3 separate regions of the Homo sapiens genome follow, and regions 1 and 2 are each linked to region 3. A link is a contact called in ENCODE Hi-C or POLR2A ChIA-PET data. All regions are on one chromosome and are shown on one strand. The core of a region is the stretch at or near the end of the contact, and the rest is flanking DNA. Distances in the headings are between cores, read along the strand shown.

What was found. Hi-C counts contacts between places; a loop is a spot of excess contacts on that map. ChIA-PET counts read pairs that join two places held with the same protein, here RNA polymerase II (POLR2A). Pooled maps may share reads with other maps.
Region 1: a loop to region 3 is called in a map of ascending aorta, with 2.6 times the contacts of the local background. The contact joins the promoter of NFATC4 here to the promoter of PABPN1 in region 3. A Hi-C loop is called at or near these places in 1 of 168 maps with a recorded cell type or tissue (ascending aorta), 2 of 37 single-sample maps with no recorded cell type and 8 of 50 pooled maps. POLR2A ChIA-PET finds 5 or more read pairs at or near these places in 1 of 52 experiments (activated T-cell).
Region 2: a map of naive thymus-derived CD4-positive, alpha-beta T cell shows a loop between it and region 3 (18-fold over the local background). The contact joins the promoter of TOX4 here to the promoter of PABPN1 in region 3. A Hi-C loop is called at or near these places in 1 of 168 maps with a recorded cell type or tissue (naive thymus-derived CD4-positive, alpha-beta T cell) and 6 of 50 pooled maps. POLR2A ChIA-PET finds 5 or more read pairs at or near these places in 1 of 52 experiments (BJ).

Annotation. Positions count from the first base shown.
Region 1 is chr14:24,366,099-24,369,966 of GRCh38, forward strand. NFATC4 (nuclear factor of activated T cells 4) reads left to right here and starts at 2,086. Exons shown (of 10, transcript NM_004554.5): 1 at 2,086-2,342; 2 at 3,401-3,868. The coding sequence starts at 2,243. It overlaps LOC124903291 (a long non-coding RNA gene), which reads right to left and starts at 3,287. Exons shown (of 2, transcript XR_007064085.1): 1 at 3,149-3,287; 2 at 1-429. RefSeq lists silencers at 517-826, 2,545-2,924.
Region 2 is chr14:21,475,541-21,479,153 of GRCh38, forward strand. It overlaps TOX4 (TOX high mobility group box family member 4), which reads left to right and starts at 1,655. Exons shown (of 9, transcript NM_014828.4): 1 at 1,655-1,744; 2 at 1,956-2,024. The coding sequence starts at 1,739. It overlaps RAB2B (RAB2B, member RAS oncogene family), which reads right to left and starts at 1,419. Exons shown (of 8, transcript NM_032846.4): 1 at 1,287-1,419; 2 at 988-1,059. The coding sequence starts at 1,332. RefSeq lists enhancers at 836-955, 1,536-1,605.
Region 3 is chr14:23,319,038-23,322,879 of GRCh38, forward strand. PABPN1 (poly(A) binding protein nuclear 1) reads left to right here and starts at 2,420. Exons shown (of 7, transcript NM_004643.4): 1 at 2,420-2,783; 2 at 3,144-3,258. The coding sequence starts at 2,433. It overlaps BCL2L2-PABPN1 (BCL2L2-PABPN1 readthrough), which reads left to right. Exons shown (of 8, transcript NM_001387346.1): 4 at 3,144-3,258. RefSeq lists enhancers at 1,511-2,161, 1,850-1,919, 2,173-2,984, 2,985-3,794 and silencers at 2,320-2,749, 2,810-2,879.

The sequences.
Region 1 (3,868 bases), core at 836-3,335, 1.0 Mb after region 3:
GGAGGAGAGGCCAGAGTCATCAGGGGAATGAGGGCCGACGCCAGCCCTCAGGGCCTTCCAGATGCTAGGAGGAGGAGGGTTCTCCAGGAAAACAAACAGGGGTGAGAGGGGAAGGCGGTTGGCTGGGCAGGAGCTGAGCCAGACACATGGAGAAACGCTGCCCAGGATCAAAGGAAATATGACATTTGAAAAGAATGTGTGCGTCTGCATGTGCTGTGCCTGCGGGGAGTGGGGCCGGGGAGGGGCAGAGTCTGGGGGAACAGGGGCTGGGCCTCGGGGTCTCTATCCCTGCTTTTCTCGCCTCCGCTTCCCACCTCCCTTGCCCTCTTAGGTACAGGCTGGTTGATGGGTCGAGGTGTTCCTCGTCCTCCCTCCCCGTGGGTTTCTCCTTCCTTTATTTCCGAGATGAAGCTGGAAGGGAAATGTAACCTGAGGAGACCAACCAAAGGAAAAAAAAGAAAAAAAAAAGAAAAAAAAAAAAAAGAAAGAAGAAAATCAAACCAGGCCGCTTCCCCGCTCGGCCTCGGAACATTCTTCTCTCCCCGCCGGCCTGGGCTCTTCTCCCCGCCCCTCCTGTGTTGCGGCCCTGGGCTCGGAGCCGGGGCAGCTCCGCACGTCACTGGGGTCCCCGGGGACTGGGGGGGTGGTCCCCTGGGCGGGCCCGAGGGAGGACCGAGGGGAGGGAGGGAAGCCGCCTCGGCCGCTGCGGAGCTCCGGCCCGTCGGGCCAGCCCTCCCTTCTTTCCCCAGTCCCGTAGAGCCTGTTTCTCATTAGAGTAACGGGCGCGGTCCCCGCCCGGCTTCTGAGTGTTTGTAAACGTCTGACCTGGGGCCGTCGCTTAACCGTTTAGTTGCTGGGATGGGGCGGCGTTGGGGGTGCGGCCCTGAACCGGAGGGATTTAGAGACTGGAGACGCGGCCTCTAAGAGAGGTTGAAACTGTGTGTGTGTGGGAGAAAATGATAACCACCCTCCCATCTCTCCTACCCGCCAGCCTCGCCAGTATCTCCCACCGAGTCACGAATCTCCCATCTAACTCCCTCTCACACAACCCAGGCCTCTCCAAGCCTGACTTTCCCGGAAACTCCAGTCCAGGTCTTCCTTCCTCCTCCAGCCCAGGTGACAGGTGTCCAGCCTGTTGGGGGCGGGGGGGCCAAGGAGGGGGAAGAGGAGGGGAACCCACAGGGTCCGGAGGTTTCAGGCCCCTAGTAAACCTGGCAAGGATTTTTAGAAGAGCCGGAGTGGGATGCTATCGGGTCAGAGATTCATTCCAGACTACAGTTCTAGGGAGGAGGCTGCCAACTTCCCGTGGAGGCTAATTCACGGCCCCTCTGGGTGGCTGGGACAAGGGCAGCGGCAAAGCCTGGCCTGGATCTACGCCCATCAAGGGCTGTGGGCCTAGGGACAGTTCTCAAAGCCTCTTTGGCTCGGACTGCTCCCAGAGGCATCCAGGCTGGCTAAGCGTTCTTCATCTTTGGGGGTCCTGGAGGAATGGCTGATGGAGGCGCTGATTCGGCAGCGCAAAGACTTCCAGAAGGCCCGGGCAGAGTAGCCCCAGGCAAGGGAGGCGGAAGAATAGCCTTTTCCTCTTCCGAGCAACTCGGTGCCACTCTGCCCCCAGGACCCTCCTGGCCTCAGGCTTGGAGGGAAAGGGGAGGAGAAGTGGTTCTGCCTTGCTAGGTGCTATCTACACAGTCTTCAGAATTTAAAAAAGGGTCTTCCGTGGGCTCTCTACCCTGGGGGCCCAGGATGTGGCCCCTTTAAGGCTCTCGGACCCAGAACCTTGAACTGAGACTAGGGGAGGTGGGGGCTGGGCTCTCTGCGGGAAATGATTGTCACAACGGCGGACCAATAGGCAACATTAGTATCACTCTTGAAGGACCGTTTTCCAATTCAGTTTTTTTTTTTTTGAGGGGGAGGGACTGAAGAGAGGACAGAGGGAGGGAGGGTGGGGGAGGACGAGGGGCGCGTGGTTTTCCCATCTCATCCCTGGAGGAGGGGCTGGAGCATCCCCGGCAGCCAATCAGGGACAGGCTGGGGGGGGGACCGCTTTGAAGAAGTTTGGGGGAAAAAAGTTTGGAAAAGTTTCTATAATAACGAGGGGGCTTCTGGAGGGAGGCGGCAGCGACGGAGGAGGGGGCTTCTCAGAGAAAGGGAGGGAGGGAGCCACCCGGGTGAAGATACAGCAGCCTCCTGAACTCCCCCCTCCCACCCAGGCCGGGACCTGGGGGCTCCTGCCGGATCCATGGGGGCGGCCAGCTGCGAGGATGAGGAGCTGGAATTTAAGCTGGTGTTCGGGGAGGAAAAGGAGGCCCCCCCGCTGGGCGCGGGGGGATTGGGGGAAGGTTAGTGCTGGGCTGGGAAGGGGTCTTGGGGTCAGTGAGAGGAGGGCCGGGGATCCTGAGTCTGGGGAATTTAAGGCAGCGAGCCTAGGGTGGGGGGTGAGGGAGTCAGAGGTCGAAGGGAGTCGGGGGGACTCGTTGGCCTGCGGAAGTGAGGCTGGGGGCCCGGGCACCACTTTCTCCTTTTTAGGTCGTGACTGGGGTGGGGGTGGGGGTGCTGTTGGCTGTGCGCCGCCTCCCGGCTGGGCCGCCTGTCACTGAACTGGGGGGCGGGCGGGAACTACGGCCCCAACAGCACCAGGCGCCGCCAGGGGAAGGGGAGGTTTGGCGCTGGAGCTGGCCCCTGGCGGACCGAGCTCTGGCCCGGCCGACTGGACGCCCGGGGCTGGGGGCGCTGTCAGGCCTCGCTGGGGCGCCCCTCCCCCTCCCCCGTCTGGCCGCAATGAGAGGCAGATGGCGGGGACCGAGCCGGGGGCGGCGGCCGCCGCTCGCACGAATCCGCGCTGCCCGCTGCCCCCCTTCCCCCGGCTGGGCCCAGCACGCATCACCCCCTCGGCTGCACCTCCGCCCCTAGATGGCGAGGAGAGAGGGAGGAGCCACCTCCCCTCGTCACCACAGCCCTGACGCCCCCCTCCCCTCTGGCCACGGTTGCGATGGCAACTGGGGCTCCTGCCAGCGCCGTTTGGGGGTTTGGGAACCGCTGCTAATTGGGTTCATGTGTGAGTCGCCCCCAGTCCAGCCCAGTGCCTCAAGAAACACGCCTCCAGGCCCAGCCCCAGCTCCAGCCCCTCTGGACCCACCTCTCTCACCTTAAGACCCACTGGATCGGGTACCCTCGGTCCTAGGATCCAGGGGCCAGTGGGCAAAGGCCTGGCATGCCTGCTTCAATCTCCTCCATCTTCCCAGGTCCAACTCTGCTTTTGTCTTGTGGCTCAGAAGGTCTCTTTGCTGAGGGGCAGGGAGCATAGAAGGACTTGCGGCCTGGCCACTCAAGGAACATAGCCATCTCACCTGCTTCTCTCTTTCCCCCTCTCCCTCTGCTCCTCTTCCCATTTTGACAGAACTGGACTCAGAGGATGCCCCGCCATGCTGCCGTCTGGCCTTGGGAGAGCCCCCTCCCTATGGCGCTGCACCTATCGGTATTCCCCGACCTCCACCCCCTCGGCCTGGCATGCATTCGCCACCGCCGCGACCAGCCCCCTCACCTGGCACCTGGGAGAGCCAGCCCGCCAGGTCGGTGAGGCTGGGAGGACCAGGAGGGGGTGCTGGGGGTGCTGGGGGTGGCCGTGTTCTCGAGTGTCCCAGCATCCGCATCACCTCCATCTCTCCCACGCCGGAGCCGCCAGCAGCGCTGGAGGACAACCCTGATGCCTGGGGGGACGGCTCTCCTAGAGATTACCCCCCACCAGAAGGCTTTGGGGGCTACAGAGAAGCAGGGGGCCAGGGTGGGGGGGCCTTCTTCAGCCCAAGCCCTGGCAGCAGCAGCCTGTCCTCGTGGAGCTTCTTCTCCGATGCCTCTGACGAGGCAG
Region 2 (3,613 bases), core at 405-2,904, 1.8 Mb before region 3:
CTGCCTCAGCCTCCCAAGTAAGTACCTTACAGGCACACGCCACAACGCCCACCTAATTTTTTTAACAATACATTTTACATTTCCAATAATTGCCAGAGGCACAATTAAGCATTGTTGCCTTGTTAAGCATTGTATCATTAGCCCCTATCGCAAAGTGAGAATTCGCTCAATATTCCCTTTAAAATACCTTTTAGTTGATACTGCCAAATCCTTTTCTAACCCCATCAATTATTTGACTCTAAATAAATCCGTTAGGAACAGTGGTAGCTTCAGGTTTCCATACAGGTGGGACTTGGAAGTAGCAATATGGTAAGAATGGGGATGTAGGGGTTTATTTAGAAACTGCATTTGCATGGCAAGAAAGCTAGTTTCATATATGTTGTTTATTTGGACTGGGGTTACGGAGATAACGAAGAGGGGGTAGTTAAAAGCCTCTTCAGGCCATGCCTTATCACAAACGTGTGGGAAAGGTTAATATTTTCCAGGATCGCCAGTGCGTTTGAGGAACTGTTAACACACTCTTTCATTTAAAAGGAAAGTTTTTAGTTTTATTTGCCTATTAATTCTAAGGCAGGGATGACTCCTCAATTTGCTTCTTCACCAATATAAAAAATGTCCATGTATTGGTGTTTACTTTTTAAAAGTAAGGCTGGTATTAATTTACCTCAAAGCACAGATGAGTTCATAAATAAGCAGTTATGCTTTCGTGGGATTTTCCATAAACATACAAATTGTATTTGAAAAAAAATTATATGACGAGTCTATACCTCACACTCTAAAAAGTTACCTTTCAATTATATACTCTCCCTTACACTACTCCCCACATATCAACGTTTCATTGGTCACTTCATTAACATAAGTTTGGACTAGTTTAAAGTAGTGAGGGGTAACTTTTTACTTCGAACACTGAAGGCTGCTAACTTTCCACTTTAGCAATTTAGCTAGTCAGGTTTTATCATCTGTTCTGGAACAAGTAGATGCACTTACCTATTGTGAGGTCGTGGACAGGCTGGAACCGCTTATCTGTAAACTGCAGGAGGAGACATGACTTCCCCACACCTGAAAGAGAAAGCACACTCCCGGAATCACGCAGCCCTGGAACACCTTCCAGAGTATGGACTTCCCGGACCAGAGAAGGGGGGCTCCCGAGCCCCGCCCCCGGCCGCCCCGAACCGCCCCGCCCGTCTCGAATCGCCCAGCCCACAAAGTGAGCCCCGCCCCCGCCACCCAATTTGGGAGCTTCGAATGCCCGCCCGAGCCTTGAAGGCGAACCACCTGAGGGTTACCTGTGTCTCCGATGATGATATACTTGAAGAGATAAGCATAAGTCATGGTGTCGCGTCCTCTGGGTTCCGGGTCCGCCCGACTTCTATAGCCACTTACCTCCGACCTCTCTAGCCACTCAATCTACCGATCTTCTTCTTCTCCCCCTTCCCCCCGCTCCCCCGCCCCTCCGGCTCCTCTAGCCCAGATCACGTCTCTATTGCACTCCCCGGAATCATCCTTAGGTCGGGAGTACCCTACGCCACCTCCAGGGACGCTTCTAGCACTTCTACATGCCCTTATCCCTCCAAACTCCAGGGGGCGATAGCCCAGCGCCTGACTCTCTGCAGCCCCACGGCGCTCCTTCCAATCAGCAGAGAGAACACACGTCCTTGCGGAAGTGACGGCAGTTCCGAGTCCAGTGGGGGCGGTGGGAGCGATGAGGGTCTGAGACGGTGGGAGCGGTTGTGTGAAGATGGAGGTAGGAACCTGATAGCTAAGAAGGCTGGCGAGAGAACGCGGCCGACCGGGTTGAAGCAGGGACGGGAAGCCGGGCGGAGAGGCGACTGACGGGAGAGGAGAGAGAGCGGGGTTTGGGGAGTGTTGTCAGAATGTCAGGGTCAAAAGCCATCGCTCCAAGCTGACTCCCTGCTCCCCCTAACTTATCCCCGCGACTTTCTTTTGGTTTCCAGTTTCCCGGAGGAAATGACAATTACCTGACGATCACAGGGCCTTCGCACCCCTTCCTGTCAGGGGCCGAGGTGAGCCAGAGCTGCCGACGCCGCGGGGGTAGGGCCTGAGGCAGCGGTGGGGTAGGGTAGTGGGGAGGAGAGCACGGACTCCGGGGACGGGGGCTGGGAACCAAGGGCCGCAATTGGTGTTTAGAGAAAAGTGGCGGTTGCTTCTAGAGCCTGTGGGGACTATCTGGGGAAGTCTTGGGAAGTTGCTGTCATCAGAAAGCAAGGTATTGGAAAGAGATAACCTGTTTAAAGAGAAAAGGGATTCTGGATTAGAAGACAGAGTGGAATTGTCTCCTTTCTCTGGGGAGAAATAGCTACAGTAATCTTAGGGGATCGCAGTGGAAAGAAAATGTTTCAGCAGCTGAAGAAATTGGGGTTGAGGGGAGGAGCTTATTGGTTTTCTTTTGTTTTGAGACAGAGTCTCGCTTTATCGCCCAGGTTGAAGTGCAGTGGTGCGATCTCGGCTCACTGCAACCTCTGTCTCCTGGGTTCAAGCGATTCTCCTGCCTCAGCCTCCCGAGTAGCTGGGATTACAGGCGTGCGCCACCACGCTCGGCTAATTTTTGTATATTTAGTAGAGATGGCAGTTTCACCATATTGGCCAGGCTGGTTTCGAACTCCTGACCTCAGGTGATCCACCCACCTCGGCCTCCCGGAGTGCTGGGATTACAGGCCTGAGCCATTGCGCCCGGCCTAAATTTCCTACTTTGATAAAAAATTTGTGGTTACCTTTACCTACATGGTGTCAGCTTGTTTTGCTAATGTCAGGAGGAAAGGAAATAGCTGCTAGAGAATATAAAAGAGTTGAGTAGGACATGTGTTTCAATTTGCCAGTGACTCAGACGTTGGGCACATTACTTCATCTTTGTATGTCACAGTTTCCCCAGCTGTCAAACAGCTGTAATTATAGTTTCTTATGCTGTTTTAAAGTAGAAGTAAAGGTTATGATGAAACCCTGAAGTGTTCGTTAAAAAAGTTTGGTTGAAATATTGTCATAATATAGATATGTATCACTTGTTTGGGAGAGGCAAAAGAGAATGGTGGAACAGACAAAAATTTCTGTCTTTGAGAAACTGAAGTCTTGAACCATCTGCCATTTTTTGAGGACTTTTATATTTATTTTCAAAAGTGGTGTGGACCATTTGCATCAGTTTTTTTTACCAAGAATTGTCAGTGGCTGTTGCATGGGCTTATCCTATAATCCTAACGTTTTCATGGATGAAAATGGGGTTGACAAGGGCCAGTTGCTAGTTTAACTTTTTTTTTCTTTCTTTTTTTTTTTGAGACAGTCTCCCTGTAGCCCAGGCTGGAGTGCAGTAGCACGATCTTGGCTCACTGCAGCCTCCACCTCCTGGGCTCAAGTGATTCTCCTGCCTCAACCTCCCAAGTAGCTGGGAATACAGGTGTGCGCCACCACACCCAGCTAATTTTTTTTTTTTTTTTGAATTTTTGTAGAGACGGGGTTTCACCCTGTTACCCAGGCTCTTTAACTCCTGGCCTCAAGTGATCTGCCCGCCTCAGCCTCCTAAAGTGCTAGGATTACAGGCATGAGCCAATGTGCCCAGTGCCAGTTTAACTTTTTTGTTGCTTTTATTTATTATTCTCATAAG
Region 3 (3,842 bases), core at 1,170-3,669:
ATTAAAGCAGGCCTTATAGTAGTAGTGATCTGAGCTTTGAAAGCTGGCTTTGAATTCCCTGCACATTATTATATATATTACATAATATATATTATGTATAATATATATATAATTTTTATTTTTTCCTTTGAGACAGAGTCTTGCTGTTGCCCAGGCGATTCTCCTGCCTCAGCCTCCCGAGCAGCTGGGTTTACAGGCATGTACCACCATGCCCAGCTAATTTTTGTATTTTTAGTAGAGATGGGGTTTCGCCATGTTGGCCAGGCTGGTCTGAAACTCCTGGGCTCAGGTGATCCTCCCGCCACAGCCTCCCAAAGAGCTGGGATAACAGGTGTGAGCCACCACGCCCAGCCAGCCCTGCACACTTCTAATTAGTCCAATGACTTAGGCAAGTTTCTTCATTTCATTAAGCCTTTTTCTTTTTCCCTAAAAAAGGTTATGGTTTTGGAAATACTTTCCCCGTGGGGTTGTTGTGAGAGTCCAGTGAAATAATAAGGAGTGGTGCTTATTACAAAATCAAACGCTCAACAAAAATAGGATTCAAAGCCATTTTTAAAAATCACATTTCCTTTTGTTGGCTTGATTAAATTGGGTACCAATAAGATTAACAAATCTTGATTAGGTTAAGATTAGTATAAAAGACCTTTCTTCCAGGGTATTCAATCATTTAGAGCTTGTCTTCGGTGCTCAACTTTAGTTATCCCAGATCACTGAAGCTGAGATGGCTGATGAAGTAATTTGCAGTGAAATTTTAAGCGACTGTGACTCTGCTGCAAGTTCCCCAGATCTTGAGGTAAGGAATTGTGAGAAAAAGTGGGGGTGAGGGGAATAGTGGGGTATAATGAGTCACTTGATTTTTTGGTTTGCTAATGAGGATCTTCTCTTGTCCAAATCCCTCGGCCAACCATGTTTGTTTAACTTTTTGGTTGGGCTATATGTATCTTTCGAACTGTAGGTTAGTGTGCCCACAAAAATTTCTCTTGCAAACGTACACTGCCATTCCTTTCTTTTTAATAAATGTGTAGGACTGCTACCAAAATATGGCAGTCCTGCCTTCCAGGGCTAGGTCTCATTGGTACTTGGGGTGCAGGGGTGTAGTGGGAACCTGCCAGGAGAAATTCCTCTGGGATCTTGGGGGCTTGAGGGCTTAAATGAAGGGTGGCACCCAAATCCCCAATCAATGCCTGTTCAATCAACAAACATCTAACAGGACATTATGTGGTAGGCATATTGCCAGGCCGTGGAGATGCGAATATAAATAGGAACCGGCCCCTCATCTGCAGGCGCTCACAACCTAGTTAGGAAACAGTAAAACAATTAAGCGCGCCGTGGAGATAGGCCCACTTGTCCTGGGAAATGAGGGGAAGCTGGGGTTTGCAGTGGTTTGATTGAAGGGGGACTACATGTTAGAGGCACAGACTGGGTGCAGGTACACCCAAAGGAACGAGAAGAGTGGAAGGAAACAACATCCACAAAGTAACCACATGCTGGCGTATCGAAGGCCGTGATTTACGGTTTTGAGACTTTACCTCGCCAGCAAAGGGGGGCCAGTCTGTTAGCGGTGCAGATTGGAGGGGTGACATTGGAAGCTGTCCAGGAAAAAGAAAATGGAACTGGGGAGCAGAAGGCCTACGCAAGAGGGCGGGACAGACAGGACTTGTGACTAGTAGCTCTGGACTGAGGAATCCTCCCTGCTTTCTGGTGCGGGAGAGCTAGTGGATGATGGTGCCAATAACCTGGATGGGGAAAGTAAGCTCCCTCCTGGAATGCTTCATTCACAACCTCCATTTTCAGCAACATCCCATCTACTGGTGCTTCCTGGTCGAGATACAAGTTTCCTGAAACTGCTGCTCTGTTTTGGGCCTCACCCGGCCAACAGCTCACTAGCTGGCAAGCAGTAGTATCAAGATGGCGGCCCCCTAGGACTGGCTAGTCATGTGACCTCGGGTTTCCCAAGTTTGAAGCCCGGCAGTCCTTTCGGGGGCAAGGTTCACCTGTCACGAAACGAGTGTCACCCCTTCGACTCTCGCAAGCCAATCGGCATCTGAGACTGGGCCACTGCGGTGAGGCGATCGGAAGATTGGTCCTTTCCAGTCGCCTAGCTAGGGCCAATCACGGAGCGTCCCATACTTCGCGGGCCCGCCCGTAGGCCGGGGAGAAGCAGGAATATCGTCACAGCGTGGCGGTATTATTACCTAAGGACTCGATAGGAGGTGGGACGCGTGTTGATTGACAGGCAGATTTCCCCTACCGGGATTTGAGAATTTGGCGCAGTGCCCCGCCTTAGAGGTGGGGCCTTATTTGATTGCCAAGTAATATTCCCCAATGGAGTACTAGCTCATGGTGACGGGCAGGCAGCTTGACTAATGAGTCCTCGGCGTGGCCGGCGCAGCTCTCCAATCGCCGGGCGGCGGGCCCCAGTCTGAGCGGCGATGGCGGCGGCGGCGGCGGCGGCAGCAGCAGCGGGGGCTGCGGGCGGTCGGGGCTCCGGGCCGGGGCGGCGGCGCCATCTTGTGCCCGGGGCCGGTGGGGAGGCCGGGGAGGGGGCCCCGGGGGGCGCAGGGGACTACGGGAACGGCCTGGAGTCTGAGGAACTGGAGCCTGAGGAGCTGCTGCTGGAGCCCGAGCCGGAGCCCGAGCCCGAAGAGGAGCCGCCCCGGCCCCGCGCCCCCCCGGGAGCTCCGGGCCCTGGGCCTGGTTCGGGAGCCCCCGGCAGCCAAGAGGAGGAGGAGGAGCCGGGACTGGTCGAGGGTGACCCGGGGGACGGCGCCATTGAGGACCCGGTGAGGGAAGGAGGGCGAGCGAGCAGGCCGGCGGCTGGCCGGCCGGGTCACTGGAGGCCCAGAGCTCGGGCGAGCGGGTGGCAGGCGGGGGGTGGGGTTGGGCGGGGAATAACGTGGCTGGGGCCGGGTCGGGCCGGGGATGGGTCAGCGATCACTACAAGGGGCCCGACTGGCTTGATTCGGGCGTCACGGTTGCCTAGTGTTGTTCTAGAGAGGGTAGCTTTTCTTTTATCACGACCCTCGCATGGGGCGAGGGAAATGGCCGAGCATGGCTGAGGCCGCGCTCTGGCCGAGAGCAGGGCACAGCCCCTGCGTTGGTTCCTCTTAAGCTGTCCTCCATACCCTCCCCACTTATATTAGGAGCTGGAAGCTATCAAAGCTCGAGTCAGGGAGATGGAGGAAGAAGCTGAGAAGCTAAAGGAGCTACAGAACGAGGTAGAGAAGCAGATGAATATGAGTCCACCTCCAGGCAATGGTGAGTAACTGGCGGTTGCACGCGGAGCCCGGGTTCTCGGGTTGGAAGGGTTGTGGGGAGGATGGGGAATGTGGGGTTAGATACTCGGCACCCTGGAGCTGCTTGTCTGAGCTATTATGACTGTGCCGCGGTCATAGTCCGTTGTGTGTTCCTCTGACCTTTGTGAGGCAGAACGTATATTTTGGTGGTGGTAGCCTTGTGCCTCCCTTTGTGCCTGTTATAATTGTGTTGCTCTTTGTTCTTAGTCTACGTCTATCTTTCTTTGTAGAGGTTGCGTGCTCGCATTTGACCTTCAAATCTAATAGTTTTTCCTCCAATTGGAGACGCTTTAGGATTCTAAGAGAAAGCAAGCTGCAAGGGGTTTCCCCTTTAATCTAGAAATGTGGAGTCTCAGCCCACTTAATTTTGCTCACTCTTAAAAGCATTTCAACCAAAGCCATTCATTAGGGATTTGATTTGGAGGCAGGAGGGATTCCTATACTGTTTTAAGTGTGTATTAATTCTTTCAATTTATTGAATATTTAGTGAGTACCTGCTATGCACTAGGCACTATTCTCGGTTGTGGGTACAGCAGGGAACAGCAC